Linked DNA regions of Mus musculus: all the other regions are linked to region 1. The links are chromatin loops, found by intact Hi-C in ENCODE. Cell type or tissue: heart. All regions are shown on one strand.

What was found. Peaks named below come from ENCODE experiments on the same cell type or tissue, not always from the same donor. Only the 100,000 strongest peaks of a DNase experiment are listed, where the experiment ranks them.
Region 2: it touches region 1 in a loop (2.6-fold over the local background); 2 of 42 quality-filtered maps call a loop at or near these places.
Region 3: a loop joins it to region 1, with 2.1 times the contacts of the local background. A loop is called at or near these places in 3 of 42 quality-filtered maps.

What each region holds. Positions count from the first base shown.
Region 1 is chr5:44,220,842-44,228,841 of GRCm38, forward strand. It overlaps Tapt1 (transmembrane anterior posterior transformation 1), which reads right to left and starts at 5,765. Exons shown (of 14, transcript NM_173764.3): 1 at 5,573-5,765. The coding sequence starts at 5,762. In heart, a CTCF peak has its summit at 3,614 (motif pointing right); a DNase peak (open chromatin) is centred at 5,860; H3K4me3 peaks cover 2,492 bases; H3K27ac peaks cover 2,339 bases.
Region 2 is chr5:43,668,066-43,676,065 of GRCm38, forward strand. Cc2d2a (coiled-coil and C2 domain containing 2A) reads left to right here. Exons shown (of 38, transcript NM_001359906.1): 3 at 581-641; 4 at 3,156-3,239; 5 at 5,627-5,750. The coding sequence starts at 603. It overlaps Gm35762 (a long non-coding RNA gene), which reads right to left and starts at 3,878. Exons shown (of 2, transcript XR_376931.3): 1 at 3,322-3,878; 2 at 1-3,162. In heart, a CTCF peak has its summit at 4,183 (motif pointing right); a DNase peak (open chromatin) is centred at 4,336; H3K4me3 peaks cover 1,241 bases; H3K27ac peaks cover 1,601 bases.
Region 3 is chr5:43,777,288-43,785,287 of GRCm38, forward strand. Fbxl5 (F-box and leucine-rich repeat protein 5) reads right to left here and starts at 4,862. Exons shown (of 11, transcript NM_001159963.1): 1 at 4,678-4,862. The coding sequence starts at 4,761. In heart, no CTCF peak of the experiment used is centred here; a DNase peak (open chromatin) is centred at 4,874; H3K4me3 peaks cover 2,485 bases; H3K27ac peaks cover 1,912 bases.

The sequences.
Region 1 (8,000 bases):
ATATAACCAAAATTATATTAGATTTCATAAATAGGTTATGATATAAACAAAAATGTTTCAGTAATATTATAAATACAAAAAAGGACTGTGTGAGAAAACTACCTCTAGAAAGGCAAGAATCTTGGTGTTAAACACAAGTTAGATTCTTAACTGCTGAGCCATCTCGCCTGCCTCACCACGTTCAGTTCTTGGTATAATAGTAAACAATGAAAGTGTACTCTTTAAGTACAAACACTCAAAACTATAAAACAGATTCTATAGCTATGGCTGTCTCCAAGTCACAGAGAGGCAGAGGACATCGTCTCTAAGGCAACACCAAGAGTAAGCAGTAGAGCAGATTCCAAGTTCTAGCCAAGTGGGTGCTTTTCACCGCTAGATTATATATTCCACTGCTGTTCTTTCTTGAAGCAAGAACTTGCTATGGAGTCTTGGCTGGCCTATATAGATCTGGTTGGCCTCAAGTTTACAGTGATCCTCCTGCCTCTGTTTCCACAGTACCAGAATTACAGACATGAGAAACTATGCCCAGCACTAAGTACTTTTAAAAACAGATATCTGCACATTTTCTGAAATGTTTAGTATTCCATCAGTCCCCGCTCTCTGCACTTCCACCGAACCTGGGTTCTATGCAGCCACCCTAATAGCAGACTCTGCTATAAGACCATGAACCAAGTACCATGTATCTTATTTTTCCAATGCCCATCTCTGAGTAAGCTCTAGTGTAACACTGTCTCTGCACACAACCAACCCCATGCTAATAGAGCACAGAACGGTTTTTAAAGGTACAGTAAAATAATAATGACCAAAAGCCCAAGCTTCACAGGATAAACTATCTCAAAGCCTTTGCTTGCTTCCATATCAACAATTCATAGAGATAAGACCAGATTTAACAGATGGGATCCTTGCACTCTGAGGCAGTTTACAAAGTTCTAGTGTTCATTCCTTTATATAACTCTAATAACAATTACAACTAAAAAGGAGGCACAAAAAAGATATTCACATAATACAAATGAAGAAACTGAGAAAATTAACAGACCCAGTCGAAACTCATTTAAAAGGACAAATGTCAGAGTAAAGACCAGAACTGACCTGTGAAATGTGCTGTGCTCTTCTCTCACTATAATTACACCCAGTCACCCACTGTTATTTTAGAGAAAAAGACCTGGCTGGAATATGCTTTTCAATCATGCCACATGAAGGGGCTTCCACTGCCTTGGGCCTGACCTGTCAAGCGATCTTGCTGTTTGTATGGATGCCCCCTCTCGCTCCTGTTACACCCTGGAGAACTCTGTACTTCCTAATGAGATATTCAGCACACCAGTGCATGGTGGCTTTGCTAAACTTTCTCTGGTATTCTATAGACTTATCTGACTTTACTTGTCCTGTGACTTCGGGTATAGTCTTCTGAAAACAGAAGGATTTTACTACTGAATTATAAGTGTGTCTATTAGAAGAATGTGAACATTAATAAAAGTAAAATAATATCCATCATAAGTGTAAATCAATTCCACCAGTATAAAATCAATATTCATCTACCACAGAAACATTCTGTAATCCTTTACCTTTAATTGAGAAATAAGAGTATAAATTCTTTTCCTTTACTCCTGAAATAAGAACTATTAGTCTTACTCATCCGAGACAGCTTACTTTAGAAATCAGAAGCTAGGATCAAAAACTATTTATTAAAAGTAGTGAGTAATCATACATATATTTATATATTCAGCAATATGTCTAAATATATCTTTCTTAAAATAGCACTGCACATTAAAAAACCAAATTGGAAAGGAATACTGGTTGACTGCTAAGAAACCATGAAACAAGCTTGTCTCTGGCCTTAAGGAAAAGAAGTGTTTACAAAGTTTAACAAGGTATCTAAAATAGTAAATGAGCCTTTCTTACACGTAACAGGCATACTTTTACACAGGGAAACTAGGAATTAACTTTTCTAGGAGACAATACAATAGGAGTTTTGCCTTTCTAAGTCAAATGTAAGAAAAAGAGCCATTTTGCATACTATATTCAGCTTCTTGAGGCTTTTTGTTGGTTTCTTTGCTGGGTTGTTTTGGAGACATGGGCTTTCCATGTAGCCCAGGCTGGCCTTGAACTCAGGATCTTCTTACTTCTGCCTCCCACCCTTTAAAAACCATTTATGGTCTCCTTTAGGATAGTAAAGAGCAGAGCAGTCATACGCTTAGAGACAGAAGAAGGTCTCCAAATGGAAGGCACATCTTAACGCTAACAAAGCAAAGGATTAACAGTGTGATGTGTCAATAATCCTCCAGCTGGCTTAAAATTTCAAATCCACAGACAGTAGAATGCAAGGAATAGGAATTGTCTGAATTCCATTGACAATCTCTGTGGGAACTGCCAACAGAAAACCAGTTAGCTTTTCTGGGTTTCAGGTTTTCTTTCTTCTCCTGGAGATACAGCAAGATGTGTAAAGGCAAGGAGAGAAACAAATCAGACAAGAGTTGAGTTCCAGAAGTCAAGTCATCATTACAAAGAGAACAATAGTGACGGCATTGTTCCACCACAAACAGCACGGTGGCCACACCTGACATCAGGCCTCTCACTTTACAAGCAATGCTTATCTGCTCACCTCCTGCGCTTGCCTTACAGGGAGCTGTTTCATGCTCATGGGAAGATGTCATGCTTATCTTACACCAAGGTCTCCACGGAGAGGAAGACAACTAAGTTAGAGACTTATTTAGTACTGGCTCGATGAAGCAGAGCCAAGTGGATTAAGCAAGCAGTCTACGAAGTTCAACAACAGAACCAAGTTAAGAAGACAGAGTTCCGTATTCTTAGTCCGACATGGACTTGCTCCTCATTGACTGCTAGAGCTATACATGGCTATGCAGAATCTTTCACCTAGAACCCTGCAGACGAGTCAAGAGGGGAAAACGCAGGAACCGGATGACAGGCATTGCTTAATCTGATCTATGTCGAAAAATGCAACGTGACATGGCAGTAATGTTAAGAGCACGGTGAGAGCGCAGTTCTTGGCGAGCACTCTTCCCAGAGTTCCAGCTCAGTCACCACACACCGGGATGAACCGGCATCCAGCTCTAACTGTGTTAAGGTGAAAGTACTAGTATTTGTCACACAATTCATGCATTAAAAAAAATGCTGCTGAGGATCAAATGATAGCAGTCTGCAAAGAAACAAAAAGCAAATATAACTGATATAGATGAATACATGTCGTATGTATAGCTGTATAAATATAAAATATTTACATATTTTCCTCAGCAGATAAATTAGGATGAACATTAAACACTACAGCATTTTATTTTACTCCAAGTGTGGATAAGTACCTTACTCTATGCTCATGTAAAGAGAATACTAAACTGCTAGGACCCACCAATAAATGTCTTATAAAGGAGCTCTGAACGCCTTGGGGAAAATGATAAAAGGGACATTGGAACTAAGTGATGGTTAAGGCCATCAAGACACTAAGATTATGACTTCCAAAAGGAACGGCACAGACTGCCCCAGCTTGCAGAGGGGACGACAGGGCAAGTACACAGGAACCTTTACAGAGAATGGACGATTAATACCTTAGTGACATAAATGACTGAGAAAGATGTTTCCAGTCTGACACTAGGTGGTGCCCTCTGGCCCAGACAACCCGTTTTCTATTTCTTGGTAAGGAGGCAAAGAAAGAAAACAGAGCAGAAGAGAGAAGCACTTGGGGGTGAACAAAAAGAACGCCTGGATTTCTAAGTGAGTGGGGATGCCGTGGCCAACTGCAGACCCAGTCACAGGTAGACATGCATCAGCAACAGTGAGAGCTTCCTGGCTCTTAGAACAGACACCAGGGGTCAGAAGAAGGTGGTTCACACCGAGTCCACACAGGAAAACCACTGGCTGGTACTTCTGAAATGTTCCTGGGATGCCTGCCTAGATCCCTAATGCCATCTACCAAAGCGGGAGTAACCACTATCTTTTCCCTCATACAAGACTGATGGAAACAAGGAGGGCCACCCCAATAGCCACGGCTTCATGCCGGCTCCCTAGTAAGGACTTTCTGCCACTGCAGGTTGAAAATCCAGGTTTAAACCTGTTAAGTATATGATGCTCAGTGCACTGCCTCTGTGATGAATGAGTGTGTGCTATGATGTTAAATTTATACAAGTCCAAGTATCCAGCTCAGCCCAGGGGTGCTCACTACTTCAAAAGTTCAAGGTCTGTGTTAGTACCAGGGAAGAATAAATGCACTTCACTTCAGAAGTTCAAGGTCTGTGTTCACCAAAGGCTCTGCACAGCTTCATTGTCTTTCTTCATGCAAACAACATAAAGGCTTTCCTGAAGCTTGAAAAGATTTCAAAGAAACCGTAGTGAAACCTGGTCGCATCTATTTGCTTGCCCTAGTCAAGTCTAAGTGAACAAGCGGCTGAGAGATTGAAGACTTTGGTTTACTTAGGTATTGCCAATTTAGAAAGCAAACATTCCTGCAAGCAAGTGTTTAACTGACAACTAAACCAAATAGAAAATAAAGGGGGAAAAAAAAAACCAAACAAACAAGGCACACAGCTGGTGCCTGAGTTTTCAAAGATATGGAGACTGATGCAAAACTCTATGTCCAATTCTGAGAATTAGCAAGTCTATCAGGATCTATCCACCAGTCTTACAGACTTTTAGGACTCCTATAATTTCAATACCCATAGTGAATGGAGTCAACCTTATAACTTGAACGAGTATTTATATAAGCTGCAGGACCTTATTCCACTGCATTAGCTCAGAATAAGTTGGAAGAAATGTCATCAAGTTGCTGTCCAAGATCTTGGATCTACGATGCAAGAATTAAAATGCAATCACTATTATACCCAATGAAACGGCCAAGCCAAAACTTTCCCTTTTGCTTCCGGGCTTAATAGAACGCTTCAGTGTAAATACCAAAGCTGTTAAAAGTTCTTAATAAGATCCTTGAACACAGGGGATTGTAATATTTTAACAGTATGCTTCAGAGCTTATGGACAGTAGGGCTTAAAAGTGGTACGTATTTTCTTGTGTGACAAACTGTTTCTTCTGGCTTAAGTTTTAGTTTAGGAAAACTCCACATGTAACATTTTAAGGGGTGCCGCACATTTCTGTTTGAGAGAAAACTGCTGAACTTCACGGTCACGACCACACTGTCAGCTGAGTCTACGAAAAATGGATTCGGCGGGCAAGTTAACAGGTTTCCGAGACTCAACTTCGCATAAAACCATAGGGGGAAGAGTCACCTCGGCATTGACATCGCCTAGAAAGCCCTGCGTTTCCCATTTTTGACCTCCTTCGGATGTGGGAGATGCCTGTCACTGTTGAGGCCGGTCGCGAACTCTCGGGGACCGGGGACCGACGATCTCCCGGGCGCACCTGGCTCGGGGATGGCTGCGGGAACGTCGGGCCGCGCGCACTAGCCGCCGGGGTAGCTGTCACCGGCCGTGGGGACATGGGAGCCACCGGAGCCGCGGCCGCTCCGCGCGCAGAGGGAAGGCGCTGGCGTCCCCGCCACCACAGCCCGGTCGGCCCCTCGGTAGCCCGCCGCGGCCTAGTGCCGCCCGCCCGCCCGCTCGCTCGCTCGCCTCACCTGCGCGGCCGCGGCGCTTCTCCCGCCGCCGGTCGCTCTCGTAGAAGCCCAGCGTCTCGGTGTGTTGGGGCGCGGGCCCATGGCCGCCACCACCCGGCTGCTCCGCCTCGCCGCGGCCGGTCCGCTCGGGGCCGTCCGCGCCGCCACCGCCGCCTTCTCCCGGGGCGGCCGCGTCGCAGACGCCCGCCATGTTCCGAGAGCCACACACTGTCCCCGCCACCTCCCTCCAGCCGCCCGCCCGGCCTCCGCCTCCCGCCGGCCCCCTCGCCGCCTCGCCCCGCCCCTCGCCCGGGCAGCCGCCATCCGTAGCCCGCCGGCCGGCGCGCGCCATTGGCGTCAGCGGCGCGTGGGAGGCCGCGGTGGCCGCCGCCACGGCCGCCGCCATCTTCTTCCTGCCGTCGCCGTGGCGCGCGGCGGGCTCTGCGGACCGGGGCGCCGCGCCGGGCTCCATGCCGCCGGGTCGCGCGGTGGGGGACGGTGGGCGGCAGCGGGGCTCGGCGTGGTTGTCCGCGCGGCCGGAGCCCCTTGTGCCCGTGCGGTGGCCGGAGTGCGCCGGCGCGACCCGCCTGGCCTTGGCTGCACGGCGACTGGGGCCGGGCTCCAGCTCTGTGGCTCCCGCCGGCGCCGACCCGGTGGCTCTGCTGTCTTGGCTGCATCTCTCCTGCATATTTATGATCGTCTGTCACATTCCCTGTCCGTGGACAGTGTCCAAAGCCTAGCTCGGGGGAGCGTGCCAACAGGTGGGGGACTCGGCCCGACGGGCAAAGTGCTCGATGCGCCTAAAGCGCCGGGGACATTCTGGGTTGCCTTTCGGGAATAGGGTTATGTGACTGCGGGTGGCAGCCAAGGCGGCCTGGTTCTGTCAGATTGTCACCGCTTGCCGTGAGACTTGTGACCCTTACCCCCTCACTGGTAGTCACGGATAGCCGCGCTGAGACCAACGGATGCTCGCTGGGTGCAAATGAATCCGCCTCAGCCTTGGAAGACCTTCACCTGGGATTCCTACATTCTTGCTGTGCGCTCCTGTAACGCACGCGGTGGCCCCTGGATTGCCTTCATGCCCACTTCGGAATTAACCTGCATTGTGGCAACTTTTTAAATGAGTAGAAGCATAGCAAATACCTCTTCACTCTCTAAACTGCCCTACACTTAAGCCGAGAAGCGATGGAGCAGGCCTAGAACATCCAGGAGAGCCTTAGAGATGGAAAGCTAGATACCCGATTGCAAACTCCGCAACTTTTCTGTACTGTACTGCAGCAAGGCCATTTGACAGTAGGGCGGGATGAAGGGATAGGAGGGTTAAAGAGGAACTTGCAAAGTCCAAGAAATCCCAATCCCAATTCAATGTAAACTTTACATTGTGGAAAACCAAACACTGCAGAGAATATTATTTAAAGTCAGTTTGGTTTTATTTGGTAAAACTGGATCTTAAAAACAGTGCCCTTGACAAAGCTCCAGCATCATGAAAATCAAAAGACACAGAGTTTTATATACTGTAAGGTTTCCTCCAACCTAAGTTTATTATCTGTGTTCCAAATCTTAAATAGTCAAAGAAGGGAGAGGGGCCCTGTCAGGGTTGCTATTTAAAAACTCCTGTTTTAAAATGATATTGCTAGAAACCTAAGACTATGTCTTTCCTTTATAAAGATTATATTTGGTTGCTATTTATATGTTCCTCAGAGATTTTCCTGGTTCGATACTATCAAACCCCAAAATAAGGAAGCATCCAGAAAGCTTGAAGTTAGGTTACAAATAACCTTAAGATGCAAACACCTTACATAGTACAGAACGTTTAGTTTTGTGACTTTGGCATGGATATATTATAGGGCAAAAGGGTACTATTTCTCTTTTGTGACAAGCTGGAATACTTTATGATGTTTTTAGTTTGCCACTATTAAGTGAATTAATCTCTTGATAGCACATGCAGCATATCTTTTAACCCTAGGTTGTTTGAAATGAGTGCCTCTCACTTTTCTTGAGTAAAAACAAAAACAAAATAAACAAAAACTCTAATGAAAACATCCGTCATTGTGGAAAGACCTGGACTCTCTGACTTTCAGTGTTTGACCAAATGAGCAGAGGTGAGCCTCTTTCTGCTCTATTTCCCCTACCATGAAATCACATTTGGGCCAGACTGCAAGGACCTCTTAAACCATCACAACTATGCCAAAGTGTATGCATTCCCCATTTTAGATCCTTGTGCAATGTAGTTTAAAAAGCTAGATTAGCCTGTTGATATTATCAAGATTTATAGGAAATGTATGAAATCCTTAACTAGAGTCACTTTGTACCTGGTCTAAAACTTGAAAAAAAGAAATGAAAGCACAATAACTGTACTGATAACACATCAAAGATTTCCATAGCTCTATGTGCCCTCTTTCTTTTCTCTGCACTCCTTTATTTGTTGATGTGGGAGAACTAACTGGTG
Region 2 (8,000 bases), 550 kb before region 1:
GGAAAAGATGGGCTATTTTTAACTCTGATAGGAATGAACCTATATAGAGAAAAGAAATGACTGTTCAGGCACCAGCGTGAGGGTGGGAGGTGACAAGATCATGGTCTTAGGGGGACAGTGATGGGACTCATTGACCGTCTCGAGATGGGCTGGGTGAAAGCAGAGAAGAAACCAGAGAGACCACTTCACTGTACCAAGGGGAAGTGGTGACAGGGAGTGCTGGGACCCAGTAGGGGTGGCAGGAGGTGAGGGGATTTGGCACTCTCTGTGGTCTCAGCTCTCTGCTCATTGGAAGGAGAGGATTAAAAATTAAGACGTAGCAGTCAGAAAGGGAGAAGACAGAAATGGTCCTTTGCATTCTGGCTGAGGTTCATCTGGCCAGCAGGCTGCACTTCTTCTCCTCCTCCTTCTCCTCCTCCTTCTTTCTTCTCCTCCGCTGCTGGCTCCTGTGGTCTGCAATACTTGTGAGGAACAGCTCAGCAGGCCCGGGTGTGAGCTTCCCAGGCTCTGTCCATCGAGAGCAAGAGAGACGTTGTTCACTTCACTATGCCTGACCACTTCCTTGCTCATTCGTTCTCAGTCAGGAAGCCATCACGGACAAGATGAATACCAACGACGAAAAAATGAAAATAATTTCAGAGGTAAGTCGCTGCTTGTGAGTGAGCAAGCTCTGTCTAGCAACAGGCATTTGCTCCATGTGTTAAAAGCGATGCTTCTAAAATGAACATAAAATGTGCACACACACAAAAAAAGCAATGCTCCAGATAACTTAAATTTAGCACAATCAGACAGTGGCAGGTACACTAAGGGTGAAAACACAGGTCAGGGCCTAGAAAAGCTTGCCTGACTGCTCGGTTAGGATTTTGCTGCTGTGAACAGACACTATGACCAAGGTAGCTCTTATAAAGGACAACATTTAACTAGGGCTGTTTGATTTAAATATGTGTGATCATTTCCTGCCCTGTGATTGACTGATAGGATTCTCTAAGACAGAAGTACTTGTTAGCAAAATACACACCCATCTAGATTTCAGTTCATTTGCATACTTGTGTTCATTATCATTTTCATGTATCAGTTCATTATCATTTGTCACATGTGACAAGGACAGAGGCACCTTTAGGCCAATCTGTTTGTTGAATTTAACAACTATCAGAACCCACACACGTTCTTTATCTGCCTTTGGTAAAGAAGGAAGCAAGCCTGCAGGCACCCCGGCGTCTAATCTCTACCTGGATGCTCGGGGACTTGCGTCACCATTCCATGAATCCAGCACACAGCAGCTCTCGCTGTATGCTACTGGGCCCAGCTCTGAGAACACCAATTCTAATAAATCTAATCATGTCTGACAACCTGAGGTTATGAAGGAAATCCTGTTCCTGGAGTCTCGCCATTTCTGACCAGATAAGGGAAGCCACCTACAGTGGAGACTGTGCCCACTCAGCAGAGGCCCAAGAGGCCCTTCAAACCCTTACTCCCACTTGGATTAAGGCTCAGGGGTTTGAGACCACAAGAAACAAAGCCCGGGGACACTTTTTTTTTTTTTTAGTTTATTTTTGCTTCATGTGTTTTGCTGTTTAACCTGCATGTATGTCTGTATGAGGGTGTCCAGTTGCCTGGAACTAGAGTCACAGACAGTTATGAGCACCAGGTAGATGCTGGGGATTGAACCTGGGTCTCTGGAACAGCAGCCAGTGCTCTTAACCAATGAACTGTCTCTTTAACCCCTGGTGGCACCCTTTATAAAGTCACACAGATTCACTTTAAGCAAGCTGACAGGTCATTGTAAGCCACACACACCTCTGTCTGTCATTCATTCACTTAAATAGTCTCTGGTGATCTAGTAGTGAAGAGAGCCCTATGACTTTGAGCTTGCATTCCATCCTTCCATAACTATTATGGACACTTACTTCCCCACGGACTGAGGATTAGGACAGTACTTGAAAACCAAGGATGGCTTAGATGTCTCAGAAGCTTGTCCAAAGCCCAAGAAAACTAACAATTGGACTCCGAGCCATGCTCGTCCTCTTGGGCATCATCCTCTTGATGATCTCTAACCTACAACAGTCCTTTGCTAGCAAGTCTGGGGAAAGGAGTTAGGATGGGGCCTCTACTCAGTACTCCTGTTAGACAGAGCTCATCACAAAAACAAAAGCTAAGCCACACCCATTCTCTGGCTGGGATCTCAGCTCCCTCCTCTGGAAGTGACCTCCATGTCCTAATCCCAATAGCTAAGGAGGAGGGGGAATGGGGAGATAGGAGAACGTGGATCAGCCACAACACAAGGTTTCTACACTAACATCCAAGTTCTGCATTCCAATTCTGCTTCAGTGGATTTAGTGAGGCAGTAGGAGAATCGATGAACTTGTTGTTGAGATTGTCTCACTTTGGAACTCAGGCTGCCCTTGAACTTTCTGGGTGGCCCAGGCTCGCTGCCTTAGCTCCTGGGTGCAGGGATCACAGGTGTGTAATACACAGCCAGCAAATTTAAAGTGTCTCATTCACTCAAAAGTGCCGATGCCCCTATTTGCAAAATTTCATAACTCAAAATGTCAAGGTTTGAGCACGTCAGAGATATTAGCTCTAATATCTTCGGTATCAGATGTACAATGCATAACGTGAAAAGAAGAATGCGACCTTCATTGGCCTTTTACCTGTCCAAAGAGATCTGCCAACATTCCCTGTGAGTTGAACTTTTCCTGCTAATTCAACTTACACTATTCTTTCCTTTTTCCTTTACCTGCTACTCAACTTAGAAAGCAGTAAATGAAATCCCACACGTGAGTCCATGCCGGTCCCCACTTCTCCATCTGTCCTGGAAGCTTCACTCAATACTCACCTTTCTTAATGAGAGTGGGGACCACAGTGTATTGCCCTATAACATCAGGACCTGGTACACAGTAGGTGCTCAATAAATGTTGAAAGTATGAATGAGCACTTGTAACAATAAAAATAGGAGCCTTAGTACCATCCCATCCCACTTATTTCAGTTAGAGGAGAAGTTGGCTAGAGCGTACCTATTCTGAGAAGAGTGGCGGGTAGGTGGCCACTTAGATTTTGTTTTCTGTCCCTTTGCTAACTCTGTGGTGGTGAGAACTGATGTCAGGGAGGAACTCGATACCTCAAGAGTCTTTTCTTCTCTTTTCCTTTTGACAAAGGACTTCACTGGAGATGGTGTGGACACAGAGGCGGGAAGACGGAAGAAGAATTCAAAGGTGCGAAGACAGCAGAGAAAGAAAAAGGTGAGAGGTGATGAGAACCTGTGTCTGTCCGGGCAGAGTGTTACTGATCCACATCACTGATGGACAGACGGCCTGCGCTCACCTCTGGGGAGCCACACAGGATACACCTGTGATGGCTAATCTTGGCTGTCAGTCTGACACTCGTGGGATATCTGTGGAGCCTTTGCTTGTTTAATAATTGATGTAGAAGGGTCTGGTCCACTGTGGGCAGTGTCTGTATAGTAAAGGCAGGTGATCAAGAGCCTGGCAGCAATACAGTAAGCAGTACCACTCCCTCCACAATCTCTCCTTCAGTTCCTGCCTTTGGGTTCCTGCAATGAATTCCCATCTTGACTTCCCTCTGTGATGATCTATTACCTAGATGTGTAAGATGAAAAAAGCCCTTTTCTCTTCAAGTTGCTTTTGGTCACAGCAATAGAAACTTAACTATTATGGCCCAGCAGAAAACATCCCTCTTTGGGCTTACTCCTGGAAGCTGTGGGGCAGGGATGTGTCTAATGTGAGATGCTGGTTGTCGGGCTTATAGAGATGGTACTCAGAATAAAGCTATGACCAGTATTAAGAGCTTGCTTCCTCTCTCTCCTCTCTTTCTTGCTTCCTTCTTCCCTCCCTCCTTTCCTTTCTTTCTTTCTCTCTCTCTCTTTCTTTCTTCCTTTCTTCCTTCCTCCCTCCCTCCCTCCCTCCTTTCCTTCTTTCTTTCTTTCTTTCTTTCTTCCTTTCTTTCTTCCTTCCTTCCTTCCTTCCTTCCTTCCTTCCTTCCTTCCTTCCTTCCTTCCTCCCTTCCTCCCTCCCCCCCTTCCTCCCTCCCTCCCTCCCTCCCTCCTTTCTTTCTTCTTTTCTTTCCTTCTCTGTGTTATCCTGTCTCTTCAAGTCTAGGAAAAAGGAAAGCAGCTAATTTGAGTATTGCCACTGATGGCCATAGACTATGGTGGGCGGTAGATGGCAGTGCAGGATAACAAATCTTAAGAGACTCCCTCTTTCTCCTATCCCGAGTCCCAAATTTTCAGCCAAAGATTAACTCCTGTCTCCCCAGCCTGCAGCCCCTGTTCCCCCACCTCTCTGCAGGAGTTCCATTCCTCCGCTGGAAACATCCCTGTAAGGTAACTCAGTTCCCTTATTAAAGAGCTGCTCTCCTGGAGAAGAAAGACAAGAAAGGGGCTTGTTATGGACTCGCCTGGAGTAATCATTAAGCCAGCCTGGGAGGGAAGGAAAGGAAGCGCCATTTTGAATTAGCAGTCATAAGACGAGACTAGACTGCCGGCTGAGGGCAAACAGACCTGGGCGGTGGAGAGAGCACTGGAAAAGAAGGGGACACCCCACCCCCACCCCCACCCCCATTCCAGCTCCTTGCAGCACACTTCCTGCTTCCCAGGGAAAGAGGGGAGAAAAGGACCCTTCTACCTTTCCTGCAGGCTGAATGCAGCCTGGGGAAGTGCGCTGGGGACAGACGGGAGCTGCAGCAGCGCCATGGGGCCACTCTCTGGCCACGTGCCTGAAGTTTTTACCCATTCTTACCAGTTCAGCCTGTTTGTTGCTCTGCAACCCTGGGCAGGGGACCCTGAGATGTCAGATAAAAAGTGTCTTTGAATCACAGAGTGAACAGAGAGCGACCAAATAAAGCTGCCTGGCATCCAGGACCTAGTAGGAGAAAGCCACAGGAGGGATGTAACAATTCAGTGGCTGAGTTTCAGAAACCCGAAATGAACAGGCACACTCCCGTTCATTTAGCCTGCTCTAGAGCCTTGATGCCGACCAGGGTTTTTATTCAGATGTTCACATCCTTTAGAGTCATCTAATCTATTTCCATCTGAATTTCTATGCTGCAATTCTTTGTGTATAACAATGAGTTCAGAGAGAGAGAGAGACAGACAGACAGACAGACAGACAGAGTATGGTTCCCCATTCATGGCAATGCTTTTACAGAGTAAGTGGTTACAGGCTTGCCCAGAGTTCACAGCCAGGCTGAATTGGCTGTGAGCTTTATTCGGTCTGGCCACACAGACATCCATACCACCCCTGCTTCCTCAAGACTTTGATGAAGATACTATAGACTGTCCTCAGGTGCACCTAGTGTGGAAACAGAATCAGCCCAGATTAGCCAGAGAAGCTTGAACAGTTCTTTCCTGTCGATCTGGAGCTGGAGATGAAGTGTTCTCCTGTGATTCCTACATAGCTTAAAGTTTTGGAAATTATCGTCTTATTTGGGGATGTCTCAACACTATGGTGGGAAGACCGTTAGTAGCAGCTCAGGCTGATCTGAGCAAGAAACCACAGTCTATAACGTGGATGGTACTAGGGCCCATCCCTTCTAAGGTACCCACCACTTCTTAAAAGGAACTGAGCCAACTAAACTCCTGATGTCTCAGAAACCTCTGATCTATTCACAGCCACCCGCCTCTCCCCCTGAGGAAATGGTGTCAGACAAATTCCAAGATGGTGGGCAGCAGGAAGTGGTGGAGGAAGAGCCCGAGACCAACCTCCTGAGCTTGACAGCCCGGCGGGGGCCCCGGAGTGAGTATCTTGGTTTATTTGGCTGGTAGTTATTAACTGCCAACCACAAGCTCAGCACTGAGCAGCATGAGGCTTGATTTGGAGCATTGTTTTTAATGTATGACCAGGAGCAAGGCTGCCTGGATAGGACAAAGCTAAAGGGAATATAGTAACACACAGAGGTTGAGTTTTGGAAGCCCTTCTTGAAGGGAGCTTCACCCACTTTACTGCAACTCTGTGGTACAATTTTTTAGGGTAGCATCAGACTAGAAGCCAAGACAGAGCGTTTGGGGGCTTCTCTATAACCAGGAAAGGTGGCTAGTAGGAAGTGAAGTAGAAAAGGCATGAGTAATGTCAGACATGTCAGAATTCAAAGGGGAGTGGCACAGAGGAGACACGAAGCAGAAGAGGAACCCGACTGAAGAACAGAGGTGATGCCACTCACCCTTTACCCCACTGACACCCGTCCCCTGCACACGAACTTCCAGGAAGCTGGGGGCTGGGGGCTGGGGGAGGTGGCTCAGTGGGAAAAGCTCTTGGCCTTGCAAGTGTGAAAACTCAAGTTCAAGTCCCCAGAACCTGTGTAAAAGCCATGCATAGTATCACATATCTGTAACCCCACTACCCCTATGTCAACACCTCCTATGGGAGGTGGAGGCAGGAGAATCCCTCAATGCTTACCATCCAGCTAGCCTGGCACACACACAGGCAAACGACCAAGAGACCCTGTTGCCAACAAGGTGGAAGGAGAGGACAAACCCCTGTGGTTTATAACGGGCTCACAGAGACAAACTCATACCTGCACTCAGGCACACAGATTCGCGTGGACATACGTACATACACAGGAGGACTTTTGTTTTAAAGAGCCTCCGTCTGTCCTTGGACTTTACAGCATTTGTTCTTCTCCATACAGTGAGCATCGTTCATTGTGAGCCCACTGTAGACAAGGGAAATGTGCTGCATTCTTCCAGTTACACTCTTGTAATGTGGCAGAGCTTGAAAGTAGAGTGACTGTTAGACATTCAATGCCTTTGGAAGCTGCTGACCTAAGTCCAACCCTAAGAAAAGTGTGGCTCTGACAACTGAAAGAGTCATGGTATTAGAGCTGCTAAGAATCCCAGAACAACAGACCAAGATTGAGTCTACATAGCTGTGCCTTTGCCTTTATCAGCTTGGGATGCCCTAACTAAATCTCATAGATTGCATGGCTTTATTAAAATTCAGAAGCTCACTGAATTCATCACAGAGGATCCTTATTACCAGATGGAGTAGACTTGCTCAAGCACAGTGGGTGACTCCATGGCTTTGAATTAGCAACTGGGCAAGCGAGGCTGCCATCTTCAGGGAAACAGGGCAGCAGCAAGGACATGTGTGAGGGCTGGTGATCAGAAATAAAGATGCAGAGGACGAGATGTTCCTTGGTTATCCAGGTGGACATGGTCTATGGATGTAGGACTCTGGTGGAGGGAGTGAGAGACTGGGACTGGAGAAGGCTTCCTCACCCCTCCATGGAGAGTAGTCCTTTCTCCCACTCCATCCTGTCCCCTGAGCTGGTTTCTTTCAGTACACACCTCACCTCGTGGGCATGTGCCTGTGAGCTGCTGGGAACAGACTGCTCTGCTAGGGCAGAGCTTCCTCGTGTGCATTGTGTTTGCTCTGCAGATTGTGCCATCCTTCGGTGCACAGAAGTTTCTAAAGTTTGATGTAGCTCCAGTAATTGGTTGTTGACACTTTTGTATTTGGTGTCATTATCCTAAAGATCATGGCCCAGTTTAATGTCATAAATCTTTTCCCTTATTCATTTTGAGTTACTTTTTGCTTATTGGGTAAGGATCCAATTTCATATTTTATTAATTAATTTAATCATTTACATTGTTGGGTGGCATATGTGTGTCCACAGCGCACATATGAAGGTTCCAGGACAACTTATGTGAATCATAGAACTCAGGTTGGCAGGTTTGGTGGCAAGTGCCTTTTCCCCTGAGCCATCTCACCAGATGCCAATATCATTGTCTTGTCTTGGGACATGGGTTTTCCCAGCTCCAATTGTTGACTAGAGATGCTTTCTTATTGACTGGTCTTGGCACATCTGTTGAGGATCATTTGACCATATAGCCAGGGATTTATTTCTGGATTCTCCGTACTATTCCATTGGGTTACATTTCTGTCTTTATGCCACTACCATGCAGTTTTGATGACTTCAACTTTGAAACGAGTTTTGGAATTAGGGAATGTGAGACCTTGAAGGTTGTTCACGTTCAAAACTGCTTC
Region 3 (8,000 bases), 440 kb before region 1:
ACTTTCAGTAAATCAGAGATACACAGGCTCTGGCTAAATTTACAGATGGAAAAATTGACCTACAAATAAACTGTTTTTCAAAAAGAGTTAGTAATAAGCAACAAGTGAGGCAAGGTTAAAAAACATGGGTTTCGGAGGGAGAAAAAAATTCTCGGATTAAAATTCAGGCTCTAATTGCCGAGTGAGCTGGTAAGTTATTTAACCACTAAGACTATTTCCTCACTTTTAAATGAGGGATAACACTTGTCTTACAAAGCTCTTGTAAGGATTATAGAAATAATGTTAGTACGAAGTAAGAATCCATTAAACTCCCTTTTCCTCCCTCTCAGCTCAAGATTCAGTATTATGTCCACTAAGTCTTCCCAAATGCCAATACAGGTAATGTAGAAAAATGGGGGTACAGGGGGAAGAACCTGACCATAAAGCTACATTCAAGTTTCAGAGAGTAACCTATTCAATTTTGTGTTTACTTTCAGCCTTGCTTGAAAAACTTAGGCTCCCTCTAACTGCTTTCACCACTAATTTTTTTAGGTAAGGGTGGTTGGTGTTTTGTCTGCATGGATTTATATGCACCACATGCATATCTGATGCTAATGGAAGATAGAAGGGAACATTAGATTCCCTAGAACTGGAGTTAGAGTATTGTGAATTAGCATGTTGGTACTGGGAATAGAGCATAGGTCCTCTGGAAGAGCAACTTCTGCTCTTAGTTGCTAACCCATCTCTCAAGCCTCTCCCCAACTTTTTTGTAACTCAGGTATATATATAAATTGTGAGGTGGTGGTGGCACACACCTTTAATCCCAGCACTTGGGAGGCAGAGGCAGGCAGATTTCTGAGTTCAAGGCCAGCCTGGTCTATAAAGTGAGTTCCAGGACAGCCAGGGCTATACAGAGAAACCCTGTCTCAAAAAAACAAACAAATATATATATATATATATATATATATATAGTGTGTGTGTGTGGTGGGGATCTCTATAGGAACCACGTAACTGTTCTCAGAAGTCAACTCAGCAACTACTCCCAGTGCTTGCTGTGTACCTTCTTCTGTTTGCTCCCACTGCACTTTTTGGATTTCTGTATTAGCACAGATGATAGTGCATATGAAACTGATATGAAACTGTGATCTCCTGAGGAATAGCAATCAGGCCTCACAATGCCAATAGAAACTACTACAGGGCAGACAGAAAAGAACTAATGGAAATAAGTGTTGAGGATTAAAGGGAATACTAGAAATTGTGAAGAAAATGGAGCAAGGATTACCTACCATTTGCCTCCAATTTTTACTACACATAATCCAATCTGCAGGGTCAGTGACTTATGAAACAAGACTCTTGTTACAAAACAAATCAAAAGCTATCTCAGCTTCTGATGAAGAAAATTAAGCTGAGAGTCTTAAACCTGATTTGGGTAGTTCTGAGTCTCTATCACTATCTTAATAAGCTCTCCCCTAACCAATCCAGGCCCATGAATCCCCAGCATAAGACAGAAGCAAACAATACTTTTACTTGCTTTGCGCCAAAGGCCTGTGGTCTGCACGGCAGAGATAAAGAACCTTCCCGTAACACCTTTTTCTGAAAACAAACTAACAAAATCAATGAGACAAAAACACCAAAACAAAACAAAACATGTACACAAAACAAAAAACTATGGAGTCTGTTTTCTGTTGGCCAACTACTCCTGGGCATGGGGAGGGTGGTTGATATACCCAGTGACAAGTCATTAGAGAAACCTATCACTTGTAAATTACTACTACATCAGTAGATTCAGACTCTGAACCCACTTTCCCTTCTCCCTGCTTGTTGGATTTTGTCTGGTTGACCTTTTTATATGAGAAAATCTACAGGCAACACATTAAACTATTATACAGCAATTGTTAACATAATCTGTAACCACTAAAGAATAATGCATTGCTCAAATAATAGAACAACTGATTTGATGCTCCTAAAGAAATCATTTTATAAATATATAAGTTCAATAATGGGAATAAAATTGAAATCTTTATAGTTTCTGGACATTCAGATTGATATCCTTGACCTACACAGCTAAATGAAAGGACAAGCCTTGAGAGAACAAACCAGTCAAAACCACTCTTAATCCTTCAAGGCTACTACTCTGCCATCACAAACGTGCATTTTCCCACTCTTCACTTGCAAAGACATCCAGATTACCTTCTACTGGCCATGTTAACCCCGAGAAATGATGAAAATGCCTGTGTAGTTCTTTTTTCTCAACTAAATTACTTTGATCATAGTTAAGAAAACTGGAATTTTAGCACTCTTGATGAATATATGTGATAATCTCATTAACTATATTCAACTAATTCAGAATTAGTGATTTTCTGTACAGTGTTGGTGATAAATCAGTGGCAATTTTGACCAAAGCTATACCAAATTAAAAATGCTTTATTAAATTAGTTTATGCAATAGGGAATATTTAACTACTGAGAATAATCTTATTTGACTTGTTTTTTTTTTTTTTTTTTTTAAAGTCAACTGCAGTTTCAAAATTTATTCAAACATTCTCAAAAAGGAGACACAAAATTACTGTGCCCGGGGTGATGACAAATGCCTGTAGTTCTCGAATCTAGAAGGAAGATCAGGAGTTCAAGGACAGCCTCTGAAATACAGTGAGTTCTCAAGGCCATCCTGTATTACGGGAGATTCTACCTCAAAAACAGTATCAGAACCAAACCAACCAAAGTATAATGACCAACTTCCTCATTATTTTAAAAAAGAGACTGGGTACTACATTACAAATTTTGATTATTTGGGAAGGTCATAATCCTTTGACAATGTTAAACATCTTAAGAAATATTAGCCTTTAATCCCAGGACTTATGAGGCAGAAGCAGGCGGATTTCTGCGTTCAAGGCCAGCCCGGTCTACAGAGTGAGTTCCAGGACAGCCAGAGCTACACAGAAAAACCGTATCTTGAAAAACCAAAAGAAAAAAGAAAAAGAAAAAGAAAGACAGACACACAGATAGACAAGCCTGGTATGGTAGCTCATACCTTTAATCCCAGGCAGAGGCAGGCAGATCTCTGGGAATTCAAGGTTAGCTGGCTCTATAGAACAAGATCCAGACACAGGAAAAACAAAACAAAATAGAAGGAAAAAGAGAAGAGATATAGAAAGCACCAAGGAAGATGTACACATTGACAAAATTTCGCCCATATTACCAGGGAGTCTCTGGACTACCTCTCCCCAAAACTAGCCATTAGTCTTCACTTCATTTCCCTTTTGCTTTTTTGAGAAATTCCTGAAATTAAAGGGTAGTGCAATGAAAAAAAAAATCAAAAGGCAGGGAGATTACAAACAACACAACCACTAAATGAGAACTACCGCGAGTATACATACTCTTCTGCTCAAGGCTTAGCCAGTCCTTAAGCCTCCCCTGGGAAGGTGGTACTCACCATTGCTGGGCCCCACTCTCACTGAGAGCTCTAAACTGTACTTGACATCTGGGTTCTATGCTCAGAGATTCCAATTTGAGTTAGGGTTCAGCCATCAGGATTTTAACAGCAAGCTTGGGCAACCAAGTAGTGTGAGCCATGAGCCTATGGTCTTGGTGTTTAAAGGTCCACTGGCTTAGGACTAACTGGGTTTGAGTTTATTGGTTTGTTTGTTTTTCTTTTCCCAAAATGGAGGGAGAGGACTGTGCAGCCAAGATGCTAAGATCCTACACTTCAAATTGCTGGTCTTCCCGTGGCCTACCAGGGAAGACATTGGCCTCCTTCCTAGCACCTCTCCAGATTGAAAGACAACTCTTGTTTGCTGTTAATAGTGGTGCTAATTCCACGTAATCTCTGATAATTCAATTTATTTTTACGTTTAAGTTAATAATTACTTAACAGCTATTTATTTGGTTCACCTTTTTTGCAAAACATATGACTGCCCAGAATTTACTCATATATGATCTTCCGAACATAAAGTGACAATTCAGAGTTTTCAGCATCATTAGAAAAAGGTTCCCAACTCATCTTCACAAGAGTGCTTCTTCAACTTCGGCTACACCCATTAAAAGTCCAAAGTGAGTTCCACTGCAAGGCAACTTTTCCTAGGGGCCCCTCTCATTTGCTTCCAGTAAAAAGTCCAACAGAGGAACAAATTCTACAAGGAATAAAGTATCCAGGAAAAATAAAAACTGGAAGGAAAAAAAGAGTAACCAGGAAAGAGGAGTGCAGGTCTTCCCAGTCCGTGTACCGGGCTTGTGTACGGAACCAAACCAGTGCAAAGCAGGCAGGTAAAATAAGCCTGCTCCAGGGGCTGCAAGACGCTGCCTGTGGAGCCAGGAAGCAAGTCAAGAGGTCCAGAGAGAGGATGCAGTGTTTGCAGAGCGACTAAAAGAGCCCGAAGGGACCGGGCGAGCGGTGCTGTGGCTGCGAGTAACCGCAGAAGCGGCCTGCGGACGGGGAGCGGGCACCCCGCGGGCGGCCGAGCCGGACGGCCGGGAGCGCCCCTCACCCCGGCACAGGTCAGTCCCGCGAGCGCTCGTCCCAGGCCGCGGCCAGCGCGGGCTCCCGGGACCCCGGTGGGAAGGTTCGGGAGCCGCGCGGGTGCCGGGGCGCGGGCGACGGGCTCGCGCGGCGCCAACGCGGGGGTTGCGGGAGGCACGCAGGCCAGGCCTCCCGGAACCCGGCCGCTCCTCCGCGGCCGCCCTCCGCCCCGCGCTCCTTTACCTTGTCGCAGTAGCGCCCCACCAGCTGCTTCATCCGCCAGTGCGGGGCGGTGAAGACGTCCACTTCATCGGGGAAGGGCGCCATCGCCACTGCCTCAGCGTCCGCCTCAGCAGCCGCGGCCGCCGCCTCTCCATAGACACCCTCGCCGCGGGGCAGAGGCGGCGCGCCCCCCTGCGCATGCGCCCGCCCCGTCGGCGCGCGCGCCCGGGCGGTTCCGCGGGGCCGTGACGCGGGGGCGCGCGGGCCGCCGCCATGCGGTGCCGCGGCCCACGTGACCGGCGCGCGCGCTGAGGCGCCCAGAGCTCTCTCCTCCGGTGGGCATGGTCGTCCCTGGTCCCTTGCGTTACATCTCTTAAAAAATCGCACTGTCCCAGGGCGAGGGTCTTCAAGGGCGCTTCTCCGGGTGCCTGGCCTTGAGGCAGGGACCTGCGTGACCAGATCGAGCCTGCGTGCTCTGGACGGGCGGGCTGTGCGCGCGCCGAGCCCTCAGCCGCCTTTGCTGCCTCGTTCGGGTTTTGCTAGGCCTGGGATGCTGGCTCTGGGCCTAGCATGGCCTCTCCCCTGCGGCTGAGAGCTGGGGACCTGGCAGCCCCTCCTCACCCCTCCTGGCACGGAGCAGAGTGGGATGGTGGCCCTGGGGAACTGGAAACACCAGAGGGAGGACCAACACCTCAGATCAGGAACGACAGTCCCAGAGCGGCCAGATGAGCCTGCGGGGGTTTGGGGGGGGTGGGGGGGGCGGGGAGCCATCATGGCTGTCTAGTAGGGAGAGAGCCTTAGCACAAATCCCGCCATTTTAAGCCGAGGAGGCTCAGACAGGAAGAAAGGGCCATAAATGAGGTCACTGCCTAGAGAAAGGCCAGTGCACGTCACCTGTCCTCATCTAAGCCCTCCAGTAGACTTTTCCCAAGTATCAGAGCCGGCTCTCACCCCGTGGCTTTAGAATTCGTGGAAAAATGGGAGAAACACGGGCAAGGCTGAGAACCTGGGAAGGGTGTGTCGTTTTCTCAACAACCATAAACTTTGAACAGTAAGCAGAAGATATGCTACATTATTCACCTTTGTATTTCCTACCCCAAATTCATGTCAATGGTTAAAAGGAACCAGACTCTCAGAAAATGAATAAAAAGATACTTCTATTAGTGCAGCTAGTTCTGGTTACCTTTTGATATTAACATGCAAATTGAGCTGGAAAACAGACTCTGGAGATGAAGCTTAGGTTCATGGTTTCACCAAACTCTAGTTGTACTAACCTTGGAGAGCGACCTGACTTCTGTGTTCTGACCGCAGTATTCTCTTATGTAAAATGAGATGAGGGGAATAAATAACCTACTTCATAAGATTTTAAGGAAAACGGAGTACGTGTATTTTTGAAGTGCTAATAGGAATACCTCATCACGAATACTCCCTGTAAACAATGTTAGAGAAAACAGCTATGACAAAGGAAATTAAGACATTGCCCAGGATTTCACAAATCAGTACATAAAATTCTGGCCAAATGTATCTAGATCTGACGATAAGTTTGTTCCTGTGTACTGTATTAGTTGGAACAAAGAGGTGACTGAAGAAAAAGAAAAAGAAAACAACAACAACAAAAATAGCTTACAGAACTGATAAGTCTTGACAGATTTCTCCCTCCCTCTCCACCCCATTATTCTTCTTTCCTCTGTTCCCTTCTCTGTTTCCCTCTTTTCCCCTTCTTTTCTCCGCTGTTTAAGCAGGGCTTTGCCTCCATATTTTTAACAATTCTCAAAAGACATTTGCTAACCCCTCATTTGTTATATCCTAATCTTTCACTCTAGCCATCTTGGAATATAGACTCCGACTTCAGTGTACCAGTTACATAGAGCTATATGAAGAGATTTTCCTCAGTAGCTGGATCAAGAATACCAGAATAAAGAAAGAATGAGGGATGCACCCAGCATCCTTGTGATTTTTCTCATATTAACTATAAATACATCATATTATATATGCCTCATTTAGTAGGTGTATAACAACAAAAATAGTCACCTACAAACTGAGTTTCACTATAACCTGGATTGGAAGGATTATAGTCCACTAAGAAAAAATACAGCTACTTTGGAATTTGGCTATTTCACAGGATTTATTTCAAGGACTAAAATGAAAGAAATAAGCGATTTTAAAAAATAAGGCCTATGAGTCATTTTCCCTCTCAAGGAAGCTGTTGACATTATCCCCATGGGCCAAGTAAAGATCAGTCAATCATCTGGCTATAGATATGACTAATTCACGTTGAACTTCAGCCTAAGAGACAAGACTAACTAATGTTATACTGTTGCTCTAAGTTCCTACAATCACAACAGATTTGAATTGCTACTAAAGTCCAGTCTAGCAGGTTAGTCATCTCTCTGTGACCCCTTTAGGTATGACAACAGAAACTCTAACAGACCACCTATCCACTTATCCCCACAAAGGGGCTGGGTAATATCACTGCCATGAAAAGCCTCATTCTTGGATTGGTGACTTTTTCCCCCTCACTCTTAATCTTATAGGAAGTAAACATGAAGCGGAGGAAGGTGTCAAATTGTTCTCTGGAAAACTGAAAATACACTGACAGAAGGCATTTCCCAGAATTTCCCAACAGTATTTGTGAAGACTTGAGGAAGAATTCCTAGTCAGAATCAGCCAATTCTAAGGCATATAACTTTACTTGAGTATATGACCTAGTACTGTCCCCACCAGAGGGTTGACTTTGAAAAGAAGTACTGACAACAAGGTTGCCATTATAAAACAGAATCATGAGCTCAGTACAGTACTAGAGTTGATCATTGCCGTTATGAAAGGGAAAAAAAAAAAAGCTAATCAGGGCTAGTGAGAGCCTTCAGCAGTTAGGAACACTGGCTACATCTCCAAAAGACCTGGGTTCAATTCCTTGACCTTCATGGGCATCAGACATGAATGTGATAAAAAGACATACGTGAAGACGAAACACTCATACACATAAGTAATAACTTTTTAGTGGCCATTCAGCATCTGTTACAATGAGGTAAGTTGATTTTAGAAAGAATTTTGGCACTGGAGAAAGAAAAGATAAAAGATAGCTCATAAGTTGAAATGCAAGACCAAATGTGCTTGGGGTTTTTCCTCATTTTTATATGTAAATAGACCTCAATGCCACTTGTACGCGCACACACACACACACAGAGAGAGACAGAGACAGAGACAGGAGATTCCTCAAGCATTCACTTCCTTTGTTTTAATGAACAAAGTAGACCTATGGGACCTTGGGCTAATACCTTGCCCTCACTTCCTGTGCTGTCTCTTCCTACGGGTCTGTGGAGCAGCTTTGAGTGCTCCAGCCA